Linked DNA regions of Homo sapiens: region 1 is linked to region 2. The links are chromatin loops, found by intact Hi-C in ENCODE. Cell type or tissue: K562. All regions are shown on one strand. Each heading gives the region's core, and the rest is flanking DNA. Links, peaks and the distances in the headings are about the cores only.

What was found. Peaks named below come from ENCODE experiments on the same cell type or tissue, not always from the same donor. Only the 100,000 strongest peaks of a DNase experiment are listed, where the experiment ranks them.
Region 1: it touches region 2 in a loop (2.4-fold over the local background); 2 of 110 quality-filtered maps call a loop at or near these places.

Annotation. Positions count from the first base shown.
Region 1 is chr10:69,785,420-69,795,446 of GRCh38, reverse strand. No RefSeq gene overlaps it. Among named protein-coding and RNA genes, the nearest start is that of COL13A1, 11 kb to the left of the region's middle. In K562, for the core only: CTCF peaks have their summits at 6,196 (motif pointing left) and 8,470 (motif pointing left); a DNase peak (open chromatin) is centred at 6,216; H3K27me3 peaks cover 1,508 bases.
Region 2 is chr10:69,510,063-69,520,089 of GRCh38, reverse strand. It overlaps a transcript of TSPAN15 not described here. Among named protein-coding and RNA genes, the nearest start is that of NEUROG3, 58 kb to the left of the region's middle. RefSeq lists a silencer at 4,302-4,351. In K562, for the core only: CTCF peaks have their summits at 3,643 (motif pointing left), 4,276 (motif pointing left) and 6,270; DNase peaks (open chromatin) are centred at 3,659 and 4,249; H3K27me3 peaks cover 2,127 bases.

The sequences.
Region 1 (10,027 bases), core at 1,437-9,436, 270 kb before region 2:
CATGGCCAAGCCCAGAGTCATGTGGGAAGAAACTAATCAATGTCATGAATACCAGGATGTAAGGTCCACAAATGTAAGTGTTTACCTGAGCAAGAATGAATGCCTGGTAGGGTGGGCTACTGGATCTGTCTAGAGGATTATTTGACCCTGAAAAGTAGGATTTGGGGAATGTTGTGGTTAGCAAAGCCCATGCCCAGCTGTCAACCCCAGTGCCCAGATGCTGCCCAGACCCACTGTCTTTTGTTGACTTCTTCCAGGAGCAGCTGGAGGTACTAAGCAGCCCATATCCCTCTGGACCTGGATGGTTTGAGAGTAATTCAGCAGAAATCTCCTACCTGGCACCTACCTTGCCTTATTCCAAGGCCAGGTGTAGATGGCTCTGAAACTAATTTTCTATTCACTTGGAGGCTATTTCAGGTAGTTTCAGGTTCTGGCTCCATTGTGTGCTCCCTATGTGACTTTGCAAATTATGTGGCCTCTCTGCATCTGTTTTTTAAAGCATGAACTATAAGGAGAAGAATTCCTATCTCCTAGAGTTATTGTGAGGATTGGATGCAATAGTGGATGCAAAGTGCTGAGTCAGGACTAGGTTCATGGAAGCCAACCTTGACATTGTAATAACTGTAGAGACTGGGCATGTACAATAAAAACCAAACAGGGGTTCTTGCCTCCTCTCAAGCCCTGTGTTCTGGCAGTGGAGAGGAGGGCTACTGCTTGCCCATTTGCACGGTCTAGGTCATTGATATAAATTAGTCTGCATTTATTATTGAGCCTCCTAGTGGGAGCAAAACCCAGAGTTAGGTACTCACAGAACTCACAGTCCTGAGGGGCATCTGTGGGGACTTATGTGTGCAGAAGAAAGAACAGCAGTGCCAGGCAGCATAAGCTGAAGGCCAAACAAGTAGGCAGATGATTAGTGCCTTGGGACTCAGAGAAGGGAAGTGGGTGGAGACTTAGAGTTGAAGTGAAGGTTCAGGAAGGCTTCCTGGAAGAGGTGAATTCTAAGCTGGTCCTTGGAGCATGGCAGGATCCAGACAAAGAAAGGGACTGGGAGAATAGAGCAGAAGTTCCAAGGTTATGTGGTCCATCCTTGCCTGGGTGCATCATGTGACCTCCTGAACCCCAATAACCCCAAACACCTGACCTTCCATTCTTCTTAAGTGGTATGGTCTGGTCGTGTTTCACACACATGCCAATACTTCCCATGCCACTGGCAGACATCACTAATCAACTACAGAACACCACTCCCACCATACACACACACACACACACACACACACACACACACGCACACACACACACAATCCCTTATGCCCCTCAAAGCAGAAAGCTATTATCAATCTAGTGAGATTAGTACTTGAGATGAAACCATTTTGCTGATTCAGTTTGAGTTGAAACAAAGCACCAGAAGCTTTGCTTCTTTATCTACAAATTGTGTGCCTTTTGGTAAATGCCTTAACCTCTCTGGAACCTTCTCCTGCCCAGGCAGGGGAAGATGAATTCTTACTTAGGGGAATGCTGGAAGACTCAAATGAGATCATGTGTGCAAAGCCCTAATCAAGTGCAAAATACAGAAGAGATGTTGGTGATGGTCGTGCTGCAACCAGGCATCAGAAACCACAAGCAAATGCAGCCATTAGGGCCTGATTTGCAGCTTGCTGGAGAAAGAACAATCGGTTAAGGAGTGAGAGTGAAACACAGACCCTCAGAGCTGTCAGTCCATGGAAACAAGGGCTCAGAATCTAGGCCTCAGAGTTAGTGGAAGGGCGCCCCAATTATGTGCTCGGAGAAGGACGCAGGACTTGAGCTCTCCCTGACAGGCAGGAAGAGCTGTCGGAAAGGTGGGCAACTGCAGTTTAAGAGACAGATGTTTCTGGTTGATGACCGATGGATAATGAAGAGCCCAATTAGTTTACTGATCCAGATCCCCGCTTACCAGAATTTGAGGTATGCAAGTTATAGCATTGTGTCTCTGCTCTCTTTCCTGTCCCCCAACCCTCTGCCCGCCCCCACCACTGTGGAACTCTTGGTCTTGACCACAGAACTCAGTAGTCAGATCTTATCTTAGGGGCTACTCTCCTGGTTTGAAGTGTGGGGCACCCCCACCCCTTGCCCAGAAGGACCTTTGTCAATCCTCCAAGGCTCCACTAGTATGTGGCATCTGCAGAAACTGAATACAGAGAGGTCAGAATGTGGTCCAAGGTTACCCAGCATACTAGTGGCAGAACCAGACCTGCCACTCAGGGCAGGTCTTTTCCCTGCCAGGCAACTCACAGCCCCCAGGTTCAGGCTCAGCCCATTGTCTGGACTGTGGCCAAGGGCCAGTTAATCCACAGGAGGTTTTGCACTCATGACTGAGCTCTTCTCCCTCCAGCTCTTTCCCCAGCAGTAGCTGTGAAGGCAGAACCACCTGAAACATTTGTTCCCATAAACCTCATTACAAAGGCCATTTTTTTCTTTTCTCTTTTTCCTAAAAGCTGTTGCTTTGTTAAGGTCATTTCTGAAATGGGGAGGGATGCCCTGTTTATCTTTCCCGTACACTCCACCCCCATCAGGAAACGAGGGGTCTTGCTTTCCTTGAGTGCTCTGTTCCTGACATTAGCTAGCTGCTGACAGGCAGGTCTATGGATATATTAACTTGGGCCTTTCCGAGACTTTATTAGGCTCTAGGACAACGTCTAGAAACAGATGTTTGCTCAGAGGTGGAGCAGGAGTAGGGGGAATAGAGCCAAAAGCAAGTCCCAGCCCCCGAGGGAACAGGGCAGATGTGCTGAGGGCTCTGGTAGAGCACAGGGCAGTGGGCTGGGGTGGGAACTTTGTGAGTATGAAGGAATGGCTCCAGTTCCTGGCTGGGCACAGGCAGCTATTTGCCAAGTGGCCTGGCCATCACAGCACAGGCTTGTTAGCTTCCAAGGACTCTGGGTCTGTTCAGGGCTTAGGGCCAGTGCTGAAGAGGTGCCAGATGCTGCCCCTACAGCTTCCCTCTTTGCTCCCATCCTGTGGCCAAGGACTAGAAGTCTAGCTCCTTGAACAAGTCAACTTTCTTGTTTCCAGAGACAGTAAATTCCTGCAGGGCTGGAGATTTCTTCAAACTCATATTTGTGTAGTTCAAATGTGAAGTTCAAGGCTGGGCACATTATAGTTCTCAGAAAAAGAGTGATGATGGTGGCGGTGGTGGTGGTGGTGGTTATAGTGGTGGTGATGGTGGTGGTGATGGCAGTAGTGGTGATAATGATGCTGGTGGTGGTGGTAGTGGTGGTGATGCAGTGGTGGTGGTGACGGTGGGTGGTGGTGATGGTGACGGCAGTGGCAGTGATGGTGGGTGGTGGTGGTGGTGGTGATAGTGATGATGATAGTAATGATAGTAGTGGTAATGGTGGTGGAGGCGGTGATGGCAGTAGTGGAGATAATGGTGGTGGTGATGGTGGTAGTGGTGGTGATGGTGGTGGAGATGGTGGTGACGGTGGTGGTGGTGGTGATGATAGTGATGATGATGGTAATGGTGGTAGTGATGATGGTGGTGGTAGCAGTGATGGCAACAGTGGAGATAATGGTGGTGGTGGTGATGGTGGTAGTGGTGATAATGGTGAGGTGGTGATGGCAGTGGCAGTGAGGGCGGTGGTGGTGATGGCAGCGGTGCTGGTGGTGGTGCTGGTGATGGTGGTGAATGGGATGTATGTCAACGTAAAGTAGAGTACTCACCTGTTCACCAAGTTTCCCCCAGTTGCCATGTTTTTACTAGGCACACGACCAAGCAGGGTCAATCACAGAACCACACATTTCTAGCCACTATGATTGGCCCAAAGGATGGCCAAGTGAAACCAACCAGGGACTTCCATTAGAATTTTTCAATCAGAGCTTGGGAGATAGAAATTCTTTTGCTTTTGAGTCACTATGCAGCTGTGTATAAATCCATGAAGCTCACATAGACAAGAGTTTGTCTGCAGAAGAGAATAAAATTGACTCTGGAGAGAAGTGGAGATGAGAGATGGAGAAAATGAAAGCTTTCTGTTGGTGTTTGAGTCCCTTGGGCACAGTCATCCCTCGGACAGTCTCACCCTTTCTAGTTTAGATCTGTGAACTACAATCCTTTCCATCTCTTTTCTTAAGTCAGTGGACTTGGATTTCCGTTACTTACTACCAAAGGGTTCTGTCTGGCCCTGAGCATAGGTGATCTTGAAAGTGCAAAGATGATCATGTAAGAGAGATCCTAACAGTGACAATGGCTGAGAGGAAGATGAAAAAGGTGAAGGCAACATCAGTGATGGAGGTGGTTGTGGGATGGGATGGTGTTGCTGCTAACAGAAGTGATGGTAATCATGGTTTAGATTAAATGGTGGCATTGATGGATGACATTGGTGATGATGTCACATTGGTGGTGTGATTGGTAGTGAGGATCATGAAGATGCCAAGGCTTTGCCAGCCTAGAAACACAGGCCCAAACGACCCAAGAAAGGACCACCTAGAAAGAGAGAACAAATTCTTCCAAGATGGCAGGTGCTGGTTCTTTTTTAAGCTGGGTAACTCCTAGCTAAACCTGGACCTGGAGGGGTAGAAGGACCACAGGTGGTATCCCATAGAGCTTCAGAATTATATTGAAACCTTCCGGAACAGAGAGACCTGGGGTCCCTAACCCCATCAGGTCCTTTTGAGAATTCCAAGTGCCTCTAGTCAAGAGGAGTAGCCAGGTTCAAACAACAGGCAAGATGAACTTGGGTGTAGGGGTTGCATTTTTGGTCAGTGGGAGAACAATCATAAAAAAGCACTGTGTCTTATGTCTGACCATTTACACTTCAGCTGTGTATATCTGTGAATATTTGTTCACCGTGGTCTACTTGGTGAAAATGAGTCACTTCTGGAGAATAATAATAACTAATTTTTGTTAAGCGTTACTATGGACTGTTCTAAGTGCTTTACTATACACATCATCTCGCAAGATGAAATCTGCACGAGAGTAGGTATTTCTATTTCCCCATTTAACAGATGAGAAAAACCAGGTACAGAGAGGTTAGGTAACTCACCTAAGGTTACACTGTTAGGAAGGGAGGGTGGGAAGCGAAGTGGCCTGGGCCCTGGATCCCACCTCCAAGTCACCACAGTTATGGGAAACTGCCTCCGCCACCCCCACAGCAAGGCTTTTGATCCAACCCCTTGCTCAGGGGCCTCCTCTTTTATACCCTGCTACCCAAAAGAGCATTTTCCATAGGAAAGCTTGCGGCCAAGAGGGAGGAAGAAAACTTCTGTGCATCCCACCAAAGAAGCTAGGGGGTGGACTGGTCCTAGCATCCCTCATGTGGAGAGAAGAAAGGCCCCCTGCCTCTTCCTTGGGGTACAGTCTGTCCTCCCACACAGTGGGCTCCTGCTGACAGTAGTGACCACAGAGGTCCAAGATTCTGCCACAATAGAAGACTATAGTTATGACTTTGCAGTCAGTCAAGCCTGTGCGTAATTCTTGCTTTACCAGCCTGGACTGGTAACTACTTCTCTGAGACTGGATTTTCTCACCTGTAAAATAGAGACAATGAAAGCTATTTCCTTGGGCTATCATAGAATACTTTGCACAGTATTCAATTTGCAAAGCTCCTAGCCCAGTGCCTGGTGCAGGGTAAGTGCCTGATAAATGTCAGTCACTCTTATTGTAGTAATATTTTAATTATCTGGAATTCAGCTCTCCTCTTCGTCATTCTCCTTCACATCCACGAGCAAGATTTCTGTTCTGCTTAAAGGAAAGAGGCCTAGGAGGGAAGAATCAAATGGCAAAAGAAACCCAGACCCAGCTTTCACAGTAGGAGGGTCAGTATTGGCCCTTGAGCTTTCTCCCTCCCCCAGAAGTTATATATCCCTGTGGCTGGATTTTTAAAAATAAACACATGCCATTTCCACAATGGAAAGTTTTCTTTAAAAAAAAAAAAAAGAAAGAAAGTAAAACATTCCCCTGTTGTCTCCCTTGGCCAAAGAGAATTACAAAAGATAAATTAAGCCTTTTACACAGACGCACCAAGTTCCAGCTCTGGGGTTCCACCCTGTCACAGTTCTGGCTTTGTTGGAGGCTCCTGCAGCCCCTGGAGCCCCCTTCTCCACTGCCCGTGGGAGACCCATGGGGGATCCACTGTGGGAATATTGTCTTCTGTTAGAGGAGGGGTGTCCTAACTCCCCAATTTTAGGGCTTTTCTTCTCAGTGGTGCCCCCTTCAGGCAACCAGAGCAACTGCACTTGCTAACCCTGTCCATTTTCATAGCGCCCAACAGATTGCGCATAGACCCCACAGCCTTCCCCACACAGAGGCCCCAGTCAGGAGAAAATACTTGTCTAAGATCAACCAGTAAGTAAATGGCAGAACCAGGACGAGAGGGAGGGTCCCATTTTCTGGCCTAGGAACTTTCTTCCATATCTGCCACCCTCTTCCCCATTGAAGAACACGCTCAGAAAAGCTGACATCAACTTGGTGGTCTGGGGTGTGATGAGGAAAGCTCTGAACTTGCAGTCAGAAGCTCTGTCTGCTTGCTGTTTGCCCTCTGTGTTAACTCCACGGTTCTGAGTGTCTCAAGTCTCATTGGCAAAATGGGAATAATGAGGTCTACCTCATGGGGTTGTTGGGAGCCTGAATGGCCTAGGAAGTAGGAAGGACTCCATACATAGTTTCAAATTCAAATGCACAAAGTCATCATTGTGTTTCATGGAAGGATGTGTTTTGGTGTCTTTTAATTACATGATTAATTTACTTGGCTTTTTGGAATTTTCCAGTTTTTTTTTCTCAATGAGCATACATTGTTTCTTTAATAATAGAAAGTTCTTTTAATTTTAAATAAAGTATAAACAAGCCCGGCGCGGTGGTTTGCACCGGTAATCCCAGCACTTTGGGAGGCCAAGGCAGGTGGATCGCCTGAGGTTGGGAGTTTGAGACCAGCCTGGCCAGAATGGTGAAACCCCATCTCTATTAAAAATACAAAAGTTAGCTGGGTGTGGTGGCAGATGCCTGTTATCTCAGCTACTTGGGAAACTGAGGCAGGAGAATCGCTTGAACCAGGGAGGCGGAGGTTGCAGTGAGCCGAGGTCACACCACTGCACTTCAGCCTGGGCAACAGAGCGAGACTCCGTCTCAAAAACAAAAAACAAAACAAAAAAACCCCAAAAAACATAAACAAGAGGGTCTGTGCTTCTCAACTCCTTCTTTAGCACTATTCCCGTCAGTGCAGGAAAAGAAGTGATTGGGATCCAGTCTCTCATATCGGGCCGCACAGACACCACCTGCCTCACCTGGTGCCATGGCTTGGACTCTTGAGGAGGCGGACTCTGGGACAGAGATTTGCATGCAGGGGATATACTGGGGAACATGGGAAGGCCTGGGCAGAGGATGAAGTTTAATTGTAGTGCGGTAGCAAGAGAGGTCTCAGCCAACCCTGAGGGGAGCTTGTAGCTGGGATGCCCTTCAGAGTTGGCCTGGATTGAGCTCAACTCTGGCTCTCTGTGTAAACACTGGCTGTCTGTGTCTATACCCCAGCATGAGTCCTAAGGTGCAGGCTACCCCAGGGGGGAGCGTGGTCTTGTGTGCAGCTGATCCCTTTAGCTATGTGTGAGCCATCAGCAGCTGTCACCCTACCGCAGAGGGACTCTGGGTGGTACATTCCAGCACCCACTATACCGAGATTCAAGCTGGCCCTGCAGGAGGCAGCAGGAGCAGAAGCTGACTCTTGACGAAAAGGCCCCAGTCCCTGCCCGAGCTCTGACCCATGTGCACACACCTGACTTCTTGCTGTCACATAGGTGGCCACAGAAACCAGGAAACTTAGAAACGAGGCATTTCACCAGCTGCATCTAAGCTCTTCCCTTCCCCACTTTCCCCATCAGAGCCCAGACACTTCATCCACAGGGCACCTGGGGAGGCAGGCACACAGCTACCCACCTGAGGAAATCTAACCCTCTTGCCACAGGACCTTAAAAGAGATGTATGTTGAGCATCTTCTCAAATGCTCAGGAGCACTGCATCTCTACAGGAAAGTCTGCCTCTCCACACCTCTGGCTCCTTCCAGGAACTCTGTGGGGAGTAGCCCTCCACCTTCTATCTGTCACACCTGGGGCAGGCATCTCTCTATACAGCCATTTTCATGGGCTGCCTAGACTTGGAAGTAGCTCACAAGTATTTTGAGTGAATCAGTTAGAATGTTTTGGATTACAAGTAATAGAAAGCCTGACCCAAACTAGTTGCTGAATTGGATTTTTTGTTTTATTTTGTTTTTAGCAATGGGGTCTCACTGTGTTGCCCAGGCTTGACAAACTCCTAGGTTCAAGTGATTCTCCCACATCACTCTCTCAAGTATCTGGAACTATATGCCTGTACCTCCTAGGACTTCAGCCTGGCTTGCTGAATTTGACCCTGGGAGGTATAGCCTGGAGCTGCTGACAGCCATCTTACCCCAACTTGAAAATGAAGACAACAGGAAGAGAGTAGGGCTGAGAAATGGACCAAGACTGCTCCCTAGTGACAATTTGAAATCCTGGAACAAGCTGCACCTGAAGCTAGAGCTATGTTGGGCTTTTTAGGAGTATGGTCTAATGAATTCTCTTTTGGCTCAAGCCTGATGAGTTGGGTTTTCAGTCACTGGCAACCCCAAGAGTCCTAACAATAGGGTGGGCAGTCGACTTACCTCCACCCCCACCTTGCCTGACCTAAAAACTCCTGATGTGTTTTGTGTGAGGCTCGGACTTTCAACGAGAAAGCTGTTTCCCTGCCAAATGCTTCTGCTTGGGGGTGCTGAAACATGGGGCCTGTTAAGAAGGAAAAACCAGTTGTCCATAATGGGTCAAAGTCATACTGTCAGGCAATCTCTTCCTCCTAGGTAGGAACATGGTCATTACCATGAAATGCTGGAGAAGGAGGTGCTCCAAAGGGAGGCAGAAGAGAACGGCAGGCAAGGTCCCCCCTTATGAAGGCATCAGCGGGGAGCTATGTATGGGTCATTCCCTGGGGAAACTGGCCTGGCTGTTGGGAATGTTTCCCAGGAGAATGCACAGCTCTGCTGCACATTCCCACTCAGGCCCTTCCTCAAATGGCTAAATAAACCGAAGGGCTTTGCTACGTATTTTTCATTCCACATACTATTTGCTCTGCCTGCCTGCCCCAGACAGCCAAGTTTAACCCAACAGAGACGTTCTTCTTACAGAATTCAAATGTATCCCGTAACTCGAGGCACCACATGTCAACTGTCACACTGTGTAGCTTTGTGCCCAATTCAGCAGATATTTCTGAACATCTTCAGCCAGGCCCAGGTTTGGTCAGGCCCTCTGTGAGCAATGATGTGAGTTAGATGCAGCTCCTGTTTCTCAAGGAGCTCAGAGTTGGGGGAAGTAGGATGTGAAAGAAACGAACTGTTACACAAGGTGGAGAGAAGTAAGGGCAAGTGAGAATTGGGGTGGGAGCCCTGTGTTTTCAGAATCTCGGGGAAAGGGGTGTGTGGGGAGGTAGGGCTGACAGGATTCACGGTGAGGGGTGGCTTGGGGCTTACCCTTCGAGGGTGAGAGTTTCACTCTGGGGAGAGGGTGGAAGACTTCTGGGCTGAGAGGCAGTGGGAGCTGAGACGCAGAATGATCCAAAGCCACATGTTCATCCCTTCTTCCATCTTCCTCTGGCCATGTTTCCACCACTGGGTTTCTGCCTCTCAAACTCAAAGGGGATTGTGAAAACATCATACTCAAGGGGCGAAGGGTTGAAACTGAGCCTTCATGGGTCACATTATGGCCCTTCTCCCTAATTAAGTTCTTGTGTTTTTGGTTAGGGTTCTTCTTTCTTTGAGCCAATCTGACAAGCTCAAAGCGAAGCCAAGAATTACATACCTTTATAGTAGCATGATTTATAATCCTTTGGGTATATACCCAGTAATGGGATCGCTGGGTAAAATGGTATTTCTAGTTCTAGATCCTTGAGGAATCGCCACACTGTCTTCCACAGTGGTTGAACTAGTTTACATTTCCAATGACAGTGTAAAAGTGTTCCTATTTCTCCACATCCTCTCCAGCATCTGTTGTTTCC
Region 2 (10,027 bases), core at 1,018-9,017:
CTACATGGTGAATATATTTAATGGCACTGGACTGTACACTTAAAAATGGTTAAAATGGGGCTGGGCACAGTGGCTCATGCCTATAATCCCAGCACTTTGGGAGGCCAAAGCGGGCAGATCACCTGAGTTCGGGACTTCAAGACCAGCCTGGCCAACATGGAGAAACCCCATCTCTACTAAAAATACAAAATTAGCCGGGTGTGGTGGCACACGCCTGTAATCCCAGCTACTCGGGAGGCTGAGGCAGGAGAATTGATTGAACCCGGGAGGCAGAGGTTGCGGTGAGCCGAGATCACGCCATTGCACTCTAGCCTGGGCAACAAGAGCAAAACTCTCAAAAAAAAAATGGTTACAATGGTAAATTTTATGTTATGTATTAATATATTTAGCACAATAAAAAAAATTCACCAAAAAGTAGAGAAAGCTACTGAGAATAACATACATTTCCATCTATGGATATCCCTAATGAACAAATATTTACATTTGAACATTTTTGTTTCTGATTTTTAAAGAAAATAAATAAAGCTGTACAAAGTCAAATATCATTTGATCCACAGGCGCATTTCCTTTTCCCTTTACAGAGTCTCATGAATTTGATATATCTCTTTCTAGTTTTTATTTTTTACTTTTCTTCTTATAGACATCCATAAGCAATATATTATTTTTTTTGAGACAGGGTCTCCCCTCTGTCACCTAGGCTGGAGTACAATAGTGCAATCACTGCTCACTGCAGCCTCGACTTCCTGGGCTCAGAAGATCCTCCCACCTCAACCTCCCAAGAACATGGGACTACAGGAGCACCCCACCACGGCCAGATAGTTTTTTTATTATTATTATTTGTAGAGACAGGGTCTCCCATTGCCCAGGCTGGGCTTAAACTCCTGGGCTCAAGCAATCCACCTGTCTCAGCCTCCCAAAGTGCTGGGATTACAGGCCTGGGCCACCGCGCCCAGCCCTACGTATCACTATGCAACTAGCTTTTCTCCTCAGCATTGTGTTCTTGAGCATGGATACATGGAACTTTAGTTCCTTCATTTAAATAGCTGTATACTATTCCACGCAGAAGCATACCACAGTCCTCCCATTTTTCACTATTATAAACAGTGCTGCAACAGACACCCTCGTGACCGTCTCTTAGAGCACCTATGTGACTGTCTCTAGGGCTCATCTGTGGGCAGTGAGTGGGCCACAGGCAGTTGAGTTTCTAATCCCCTAAGCCCAGGGCCTGGGTGCCTCCTCCCTTTACCCAGGAAACTCATAGATACCATGTTTCTCTATAAGCATTGAAGACATTGGGAAGGACTGCCACAGGAGTTGCACATTGTTAATTTTACTGAGTTCTTTTACTTTTTAAAATCAAGAGTTTATGGCCGGGTGCGGTGGCTCACGCCTGTAATCCCAGCACTTTAGGAGGCCAAGGCAGGCAAATCACGAGGTCAGGAGTTCGAGACCAGCCTGGCCAATATGTTGAAACCTCATCTCTACCAAAAATACAAAAATTATCTGGGCATGGTGGTGTGCGCCTGTAGTCCCAGCTACTCAGGAGGCTGAGGCAGAAGGATCGCTTGAACCCACGAGGTGGAGATTGCAGTGAGCAGAGATCACATCACTGCACTCCACCTTAGTGACAGAGCGAGATTCTGTCTCAAGAAAAAGAAAAAAAATCAAGAGTTTACTTCTTTAATAACTTCTATTTATTCCTGTTTCCTTTACTCTGGGGTGGCGGGGGTGTTGGTAGAGGGAGGGCATGGCAGGCACTCGGGTGAGACACCCGTGACCCTTGTCCTTGTGTGTTCTCAGTGATGCTCTGTCCATAACCTTTTCCTTTGCATTCTTTGCACATTTCTCCATCTGGCCCTTTGATATCTTGCATTTGATTTTTACATTTTCAGATCTGCTATTCATTGCGTTCAATGCAAATTGAAGTCAGTTACTGTATTTTTTGTTTATCACTGTCTCCTACCACGGATTGTCCTTATCTAATAGAAGTATTCTCTGTACCCTACATACAGCCTGAAGTACACATATTCTGTCTTTGCCAATGCAATGTAGAACTGAGGAAGGGTGTACTCTGAGTTGTGTGTCCAGTCAACAAAGATTTATTGAGCACCTACTATGTGTCTTGGGAGGTGCAGGAGCTACAGTGATCGTAAGACGCAATCCTCGCCCTCTTGTTCTCCTTTCCCTGTAGCTACCCCCTTTCCCATGGGCCCAGTTTTCCTCCTGGTGGCTCCTCTAATGGAGAGTTATTTCCACAGGGCATTGGATGCATGGGTTGCCCTGGCTCCCACGCAGGCCCCTCAAACCCTGGCAGAGCCCTCCTCACAGAGCCAAGGCAGGGATATTGGGGCGTGTGGTGCCAGCCGGGTCCTGGCCAGGGTAACATTCTCCACAGGCCCGTTCCCCTCCGGGTGTGAGTCCTTCTGATCCCCCAGGCACCATGGACCAGGAGCCTCTGGGTGTCTCTGCTGCTCTGTGGTGGAACCTGTGTCCTGCTCTCACTGCCCACTCTCTATCCAGGTGGCTCCTCTCATGGGAGTTGGTTTCTGAGACCCACTTTTGCTGCCAGCAAGGCCCAGATGATGCTGAGGGGCCCTCCACCGACTTGCCCAGAGGTTCCCCAGTGGAGCCCTTGTCAGCCTCAGGAGGGCAGCTAAGGCCAGTCATAAAAACCTCCTTCAGGGGGCCGAGCCCCCGGCAGCTCCTTGCTGATGGTGTTGGTCTGGGCCCCTGCTAGAAGCTGCTCCAAGAACTGCCTCAAGCGCAGGCTTAGCTTCTCAAGTTGATGTGGATATTTTCTATTTGTGTGATTTCTCTGGGTTTTTCCACTGGATATTGGGGCTGGGGGCAGCCCTGGCATGGTGACTTTGGCAGATGGAGGAGAAGACACAGGAGCAGCGAGAGGAAGGGAGAGCGCAGCCACCAGCGAGGTGACAGGTGACATCAAAGGGCACCCGTACACCTGGCACAGCCACTCCCTGAGCCATTACACCTGGAAAGCCTTAGATGCCCCTTCTGGAGAGGAGAAGGCAGAGGTCAGAGAGGGACAAAGGTTTGGCCACAGCCTATAAGGAGTCCAACATGCTGAGCCTGGCCCTCTGGGGCTCACACATGGGATCCAGTGAGCCCACTGAGTCCTGGGGGCCCAGACAGTGCAGGGGCCACAGCTCCAGGCCATTTCCATTCCCTGGGTTGGCACCTGCTTAGTGAGCACCCCTTATGTCCCAGGCACCACAACCTCATCTCTCAGGAGACAGCAGAGCAGAAAGCAGATCACCATCCCACCCCTCAGTGGGGGAGACTGACCATACAAAAACGAATCAGTGAAATGGATACCCTCAGTGATTGCAGTTTATTATCATGACCTGTTACTATATAGCCTGTTCAGTGCAAGGGCAAGTGCTGGGGGAGGGGTGGGTGCTGAGCCCTCGCAGGGGCTAAGAACTTTCCATGCATGATCCCATGTCCTCCTCACAGAGACCCGGCCAAGTGGGGATCATCCTCTTGCTTTTGCAGATGAAGAACCTGCCCTCCAGAGCCCTAGTACTCCCACTTCTCATTCTGGCATCTAAGTCATGGCCACCCTCCCCAGCCTCAGTCCAGGCCCCTCTGCAGCTGTCTAAAGACCGAGGCCTCCCTCTGGTGGCCACATGATGCCCAGGTGGAGGCACTGCTGGGGCACTTCACCTCAGATCCTATTGGTGGGGGAAGGAGGCAGCACTGGCCCTGATCCTATTCAGCTACTCAGATGCAGGCAGAGTGGTTCAAATCCTGGTTCTTCCATTTATTCCACTAACTGTATGACTTGAATAAGTCAGCTGATCTCTAAGCCCCTATGTCCTTACCTGCCAAATGCAAATCATAAAGGCCCTGCCTTTTTGCTGTGATGACTAAATGGGATGAAGAATGAAATGTGCTAAGCAAATGCCTGGTACATAGTGACCGAATGAGAGTCGATAACAGTAACCTTGGTTGCTACTCCTATCGTTAGTATCCGGCCTCAGTTTCCCAGCCTATGAAATGGGAATGGGAAAGTCTCATCTATCCGAACTTCACAAAATGATCACTCTTTTAGTCAATAATTATTTATTGAGCACCTACTACAATCAGGACCTATAGTATTTTAGGCTCCCTCACCTTGTGGTCTGCTCTTTTGGGGTAGGGGGCGGAAAGCAGACTCCTGCTGCCACCCAGGCAGGTGCCCAGGCTCTAGGGAGTGGAGAGGGTGGAGTTGCTGAGTGCTGGCTGCCAAGTAGTGGGTCAGCCGCGCCACCTAGCGACCACATGTCCCCATGTCAGCTCTGCTCATTTTCTTGCTGGGAACGTTTGTGCCTTCTGCCTGGGCTTTAGGACTGCAAATCAGGCTCCCTCCAAGGGGTCACGAGCTGTGGAAAGCCAGGACCTTGTGCCAGAGCTTGTGGCCCCATAATATTTCCAGGTGCTTCTCAGGCCCCAGGAAGGTGGCAGCCAAGGCAAGAGCTTGGAAGGAGTCAGGATCTGAGGTTGCTGGCAGGGCCTCTTGGACTGCAACTTACTAAGCTAGTCTGGCCTTTATCTTTCCTCTCCTGCAAAATGGGTGATCATAAAAGAAGTCCCTCCACACACCGAATTGAAATGAGCCTCAGAGGAGATGGGAAGGTGGGGGAGGACGTGAAAGTGGTGGGAGCTGGATCTTCCTGTGAGAGGACAGATGGAACCGTGTGAGCTACGAATGAACTGAGTCAGCCCTGGCGACCTGCTGACTAGAGCAGGGACCCAGGACTGAGGCTAGAGTGGTGGATAGGACCTCAAATTCCAGGCTGGATGAGGTCAACAAGGGATTGTGGATAGAAAAGACAGATGAGGCCCTCAAATGCTAAGAGGTTGGGAAAGCAAAATCAACAACTGAGACTCATAAGAGGGGGCCTCAGAAGTAAGAGAAAAACTAGGCAAGGTTGGTCTCTTGGAGGAAAAACAAGAAGGCATTTCAAGGAGGAGAGAATGATCAACTGGCCACATGTGGCAGACAAGCCAAGAAGCTGAGAAATGCCACAGGGACATAGGACCTAGCAATGCAGGGGTCACTGGTGATGTTGATGAGAGCAATTTGGGGCAAGTGGGACAAGAGTCTAATTAGGGAGGTCCAAGAATGATGGGAGAAGAGGAACCAGAAACAGAGAGGACAGACACTTTCAAAGCAGTTGCTATGAAGGGAAAGAGAGACAGGGCAGGGGCCGGAGAGGAGAAATCATCAGGAGGGCCTTGCTTGTCTGTATCCTTGTTTAAGATGGGAATACTAAGAGATTATTTATATGCTCATGAGAATGGTCCAGCTGGCTCTTTGAGAAGATCTTTAAAATCTATAAACCCCTAGCCAGGCTAATTAGGGAAAAGAGAAAAAAAGACAAATTGTCAATATCCAGGAATAAGAGAGATGAAATCACTACAGATTCTAGAATAATAAGGGAGTGTTATGAACAACTTTATGTCAATAAGTTTGACAGCTTAGATGAAATTATCAAATTCCTTGAAGGAAAAAACTACCAAAGCTCTCAAGAAGAAATAAGTAGTCTTATATCCATTAAAGAAATTAGATTTATAGTTTAAAATCTTCCTACAAAGAAGATTTTCCAGGTAGCTTCACTAGTGAATTTTATCAAACTTTTAAAGAAGAAATACCACCAATTCTACAAACTCTTCCAGAAAATTGAAAAGGAAGGAACAGTTCCCAGCTAATTCTATGAAGCCAGCATGACTCTGATACCAAAATGTGACAAAGATTTTACAAGAAAACAATCCTCCTAAACAAAGGTGCAAAAATCCTAAACAAAATTTCAACAAACCAAATCCAACAATATATTAAAAGGGTACTATATCATCACTGAATGGGGCTTATTCCAGGAATGCAAGGTTAATTCAGCATGTGAAAATGAATGAAATTCACCATATTCGCAAATTCTAAAATATGCAGAAAAGGCATTTGACAAAATCCAACATCTAGTCCCAACAAAAATGTTGAGTAAACTAGAAATACAAGAGAACTTAGTCAACCTGGATAAAGAATGTCCATGAAAAACCTACATCTAACATTATACTTAATGATAAAAGACTGAACACTTTCCCCCTAAGATCAGGACCAAGTCAAGGATGTCTGCTCTGACATTTGCTATACAACATTGACCAAAACGTAGTGAGAAATCCAGAAGTAAACCTACAGATACATGGACAATTGCTTTTCAACAAAGGTGCCAAGGCAATTCAGTGGAAATTCATCCCTGCTTTCAACAGGTGGTGCTGGAGCAATTGGATATGCATGTACAAAACAGATTAACTTTGATGCGTACTTTGTAGCATATTAGAAAATTAACTCAAAATGAATCCTTGACTTAAATGTAAGAGCGTTACATAATTGTAACGTAACTATAAAACTTTTAAAAGAAAATGTAGGAGAAAACCTTTGTGATCTTGGTTTAGGCAAACATTTCTTAGCTATGACACCAGAAGCATCACGCATGAAAGAAAACATTGATAAGTTGGAGTTCATCAAGTTAAAAACTCCTGCTTTTTGGAAAACACCATTAAGAGACTGAAAAGACACACCACAGACTGGGCACGGTGGCTCATGCCTGTAATCCCAGCACTTTAGGAGGCTGAGGTGGGAAGATCCTGAGCCCAGGAGTTCAAGGGCAGCCGGGGCAATGGTGTGAGACCCAATCTCTACATGAAGGAAAGAGAGAGAGAACAAGACAAGCTACAGACTGAAATTTTTCAAATCATATAACTAATCAAGGACCCGTATCCAGCATATACAAAGAGTTGTCAAAATTCAATAATACAAAAACAATCTAATTTTTTAAGAAAATATTTCAAAAGGCGCTTCAGCAAAGAAATTATGTGGATGGCAAATATGTCTACGAAAAGTACTCAACATGATTATTAAGGAAATGCAAATCAAAACCACAACAAAATACCACCACACACCCATTAGCATGACTAAGAAAAACTGGCCATACCAACTGCTGGCAAGGATGTAGGGAAACCAGAACTCTCATACACTGCTGGTGGGGATACAAAATTGTGCAACCACTTTGGAAAATAGTTTGGCAGTTTCTTAAAAAGTTAAACATATAGTTACATATAATCCAGCCATTCTACTTCTAGATATTTACCCAAGAGAAATGAAAGTATGTGTTTTTATAAAGACACATGCACAAGTATTCATAGCAGCTTTATTTGTAACAACAACAAAAAACTGGAAACAAAACGTCCATCAGTAGGTGAATGGATAAATAAACCATGGTGTATCCATACAACAGTATGCTGCTCCGCAATAAAAAGAAATGAACTTCTGATATATGCTACAAAATGAATGAATCTTAAAATGATTACTGAGTGAAAGAAGCCAGACAGAAAGAGTGCATGCTGTATGAGTCCACCTATATAACATTTTAGAAAATACCAAGTAATTTATAGAGACAGAAAGCAGAGCTCTGATTGCTTAAGCATAGGCTGTGGATGGTGGGAAGGGCTATAATAAACAGATTACAAAGGGACAAGAGGACATTTTTTAGAGTGATGGATATGTTCATTATCTTGACTGTAGTGATGGTTTCACTGACACATTTGTCAGTTTAAATACACGCAGTTTATTTTATATCCAGTATACCTCCATAAATTGTTAAAAATATATTTCAAGAATATGGTATTGGACATTTTTATACAAAATCAGTCTTCCTTAATGTGTCTTATAAAAAATAATTATTAACAAATAAATCAAAAAGCAAAGCCCACAAACCTCCTCAACTTCACAAATGATGTAGGCTGCACAAATATTATTATTTTCTATGTGTGTCATGGTGTGGGAAAGGACTCATTTATGGTTCCATCCTTGTGAGACAAGAGGCCAAGATAATGTCATTCATTGGCTTTAAAGCACAAAAGGGTGTCATGGCCAGGGAGTCCTCAACCACAGGATGGACAAAGCCCTCTCCAGGTACTCTGCTTCCATCCATTTCATTTTTTTTTATACTTTAAGTTCTGGCATACTTGTGCAGAATGGGCAGGTTTGTTACATAGGTATACATGTGCCATGGTGGTTTGCCGCACCCATCAACCCATCATCTACATTAGGTATTCCCTCTAATGCTATCTTCCCCCAGCCCCCCACCCTCTGAAAGGCCCCAGTGTGTGATCTTTCCCTCCCTGTGTCCATGTGTTCTCATTGTTCAACTCCCACTTACGAGTGAGAACATGCGGTGTTTGGTTTTCTGTTCCTGTGTCAGTTTGCCGAGAATGATGGCTTCCAGCTTCATCCATGTCCCTGCAATGAGAACAAAGACACAACGTACCAGGGTCTCTGGGACACAGCAAAAGCAGTGTTTAGAGGGAAATTTATAGCACTAAATGCCCACAAGAGAAAGTGGGAAAGATCTAAAATTGATACTTTAACATCACAATTAAAAGAACTAGAGAAGCAAGAACAAACAAATTCAAAAGCTAGCAGAAGACAAGAAATAACTAAGATCAGAGCAGAACTGAAGAAGATAAGAGACACAAAAACCCTTCAAAAAATCAATGAATCCAGGAGCTGGTGTGTTGAAAAGATTAACAAAATAGACCGCTAGCAAGACTAATAAAGAAGAAAAGAGAAAAGAATCAAATAGACACAATAAAAAATGATAAAAGGGATATCACCACTGATCCCACAGAAATACAAACTACCTTCAGAGAATACTATAAACACCTCTATGCAAATAAACTAGAAAATCTAGAAGAAATGGATAAATTCCTGGACACATACACCCCCACAAGACTAAACCAGGAAGAAGTCAAATCCCTGAATAGACCAATAACAAGTTCTGAAATTGAGGCAGTAATTAATAGCCTACTAACCAAAAAAAGGCCAGGACCAGACAGATTCACAGCCAAATTCTACCAGAGGTATAAAGAGGAACTGGTACCATTCCTTCTGAAACTATTCCAAACAACAGAAAAAGAGGGACTCTTCTCTAACTGATTTTATGAGGCCAGCATCATCCTGATACCAAAACCTGGCAGAGACACAACAAAAAAAAGAAAATTTCAGGCCAATATCCCTGATGAACAACGATGCAAAAATCCTCAATAAAATACTGGCAAACCAAATCCAGCAGCACATCAAAAAGCTTATCTACCACGATCAAGTCAGCTCATCACTGGGATGCAAGGCTGGTTCAACATACGAAAATCAATAAACGTAATCCATCACATAAACAGAACCAATGACAAAAACCACATGATTATCTCAATAGATGCAGAAAAAGCCTTCAATAAAATTCAACACCCCTTCATGCTAAAAACTCTCAATAAACTAGGTATTGATGGAACATATCTCAAAATAATAAGAGCTATTTATGACAAACCCACAGCCAATATCATACTGAATGGGCAAATGCTGGAAGCACTCCCTTTGAAAACCAGCACAAGACAAGGATGCCCTCTCTCACCACTCCTATTCAACATAGGGTTAGAAGTTCTGGCCAGGGCAATCAGGCAAGAGAAAGAAATAAAGGGTATTCAAATAGGAAGACAGGAAGTCAAATTGTCTCTGTTTGCAGATGACATGATTGTACATTTAGAAAACTCCATCGTCTCAGCCCAAAATTTCCTTAAGCCGATAAGCAACTTCAGCAAAGTCTCAGGATACAAAATCAATGTGCAAAAATCACAAGCATTCCTATAAACCAATAACAGACAGAGAACCAATTCATGAGTGAACTCCCATTCACAATTGCTATAAAGAGAATAAAATACCTAGGAATACAACTTACAAGGGATGTCAAAGACCTCTTCAAGGAGAACTACAAACTAGTGCTCAAGGAAATAAGAGAAGACACAAACAAATGGAAAAACATTCCTTGCTCATGGTTAGGAAGAATCAATATCGTGAAAATGGCCATATGGCCCAAAGTAATTTATAGATTCAACGCTATCCCCATCAAGCTACCATTGACTTTCTTCACATAATTAGAAATAACTACTTTAAATTTCATGTGGAACCAAAAAAGAG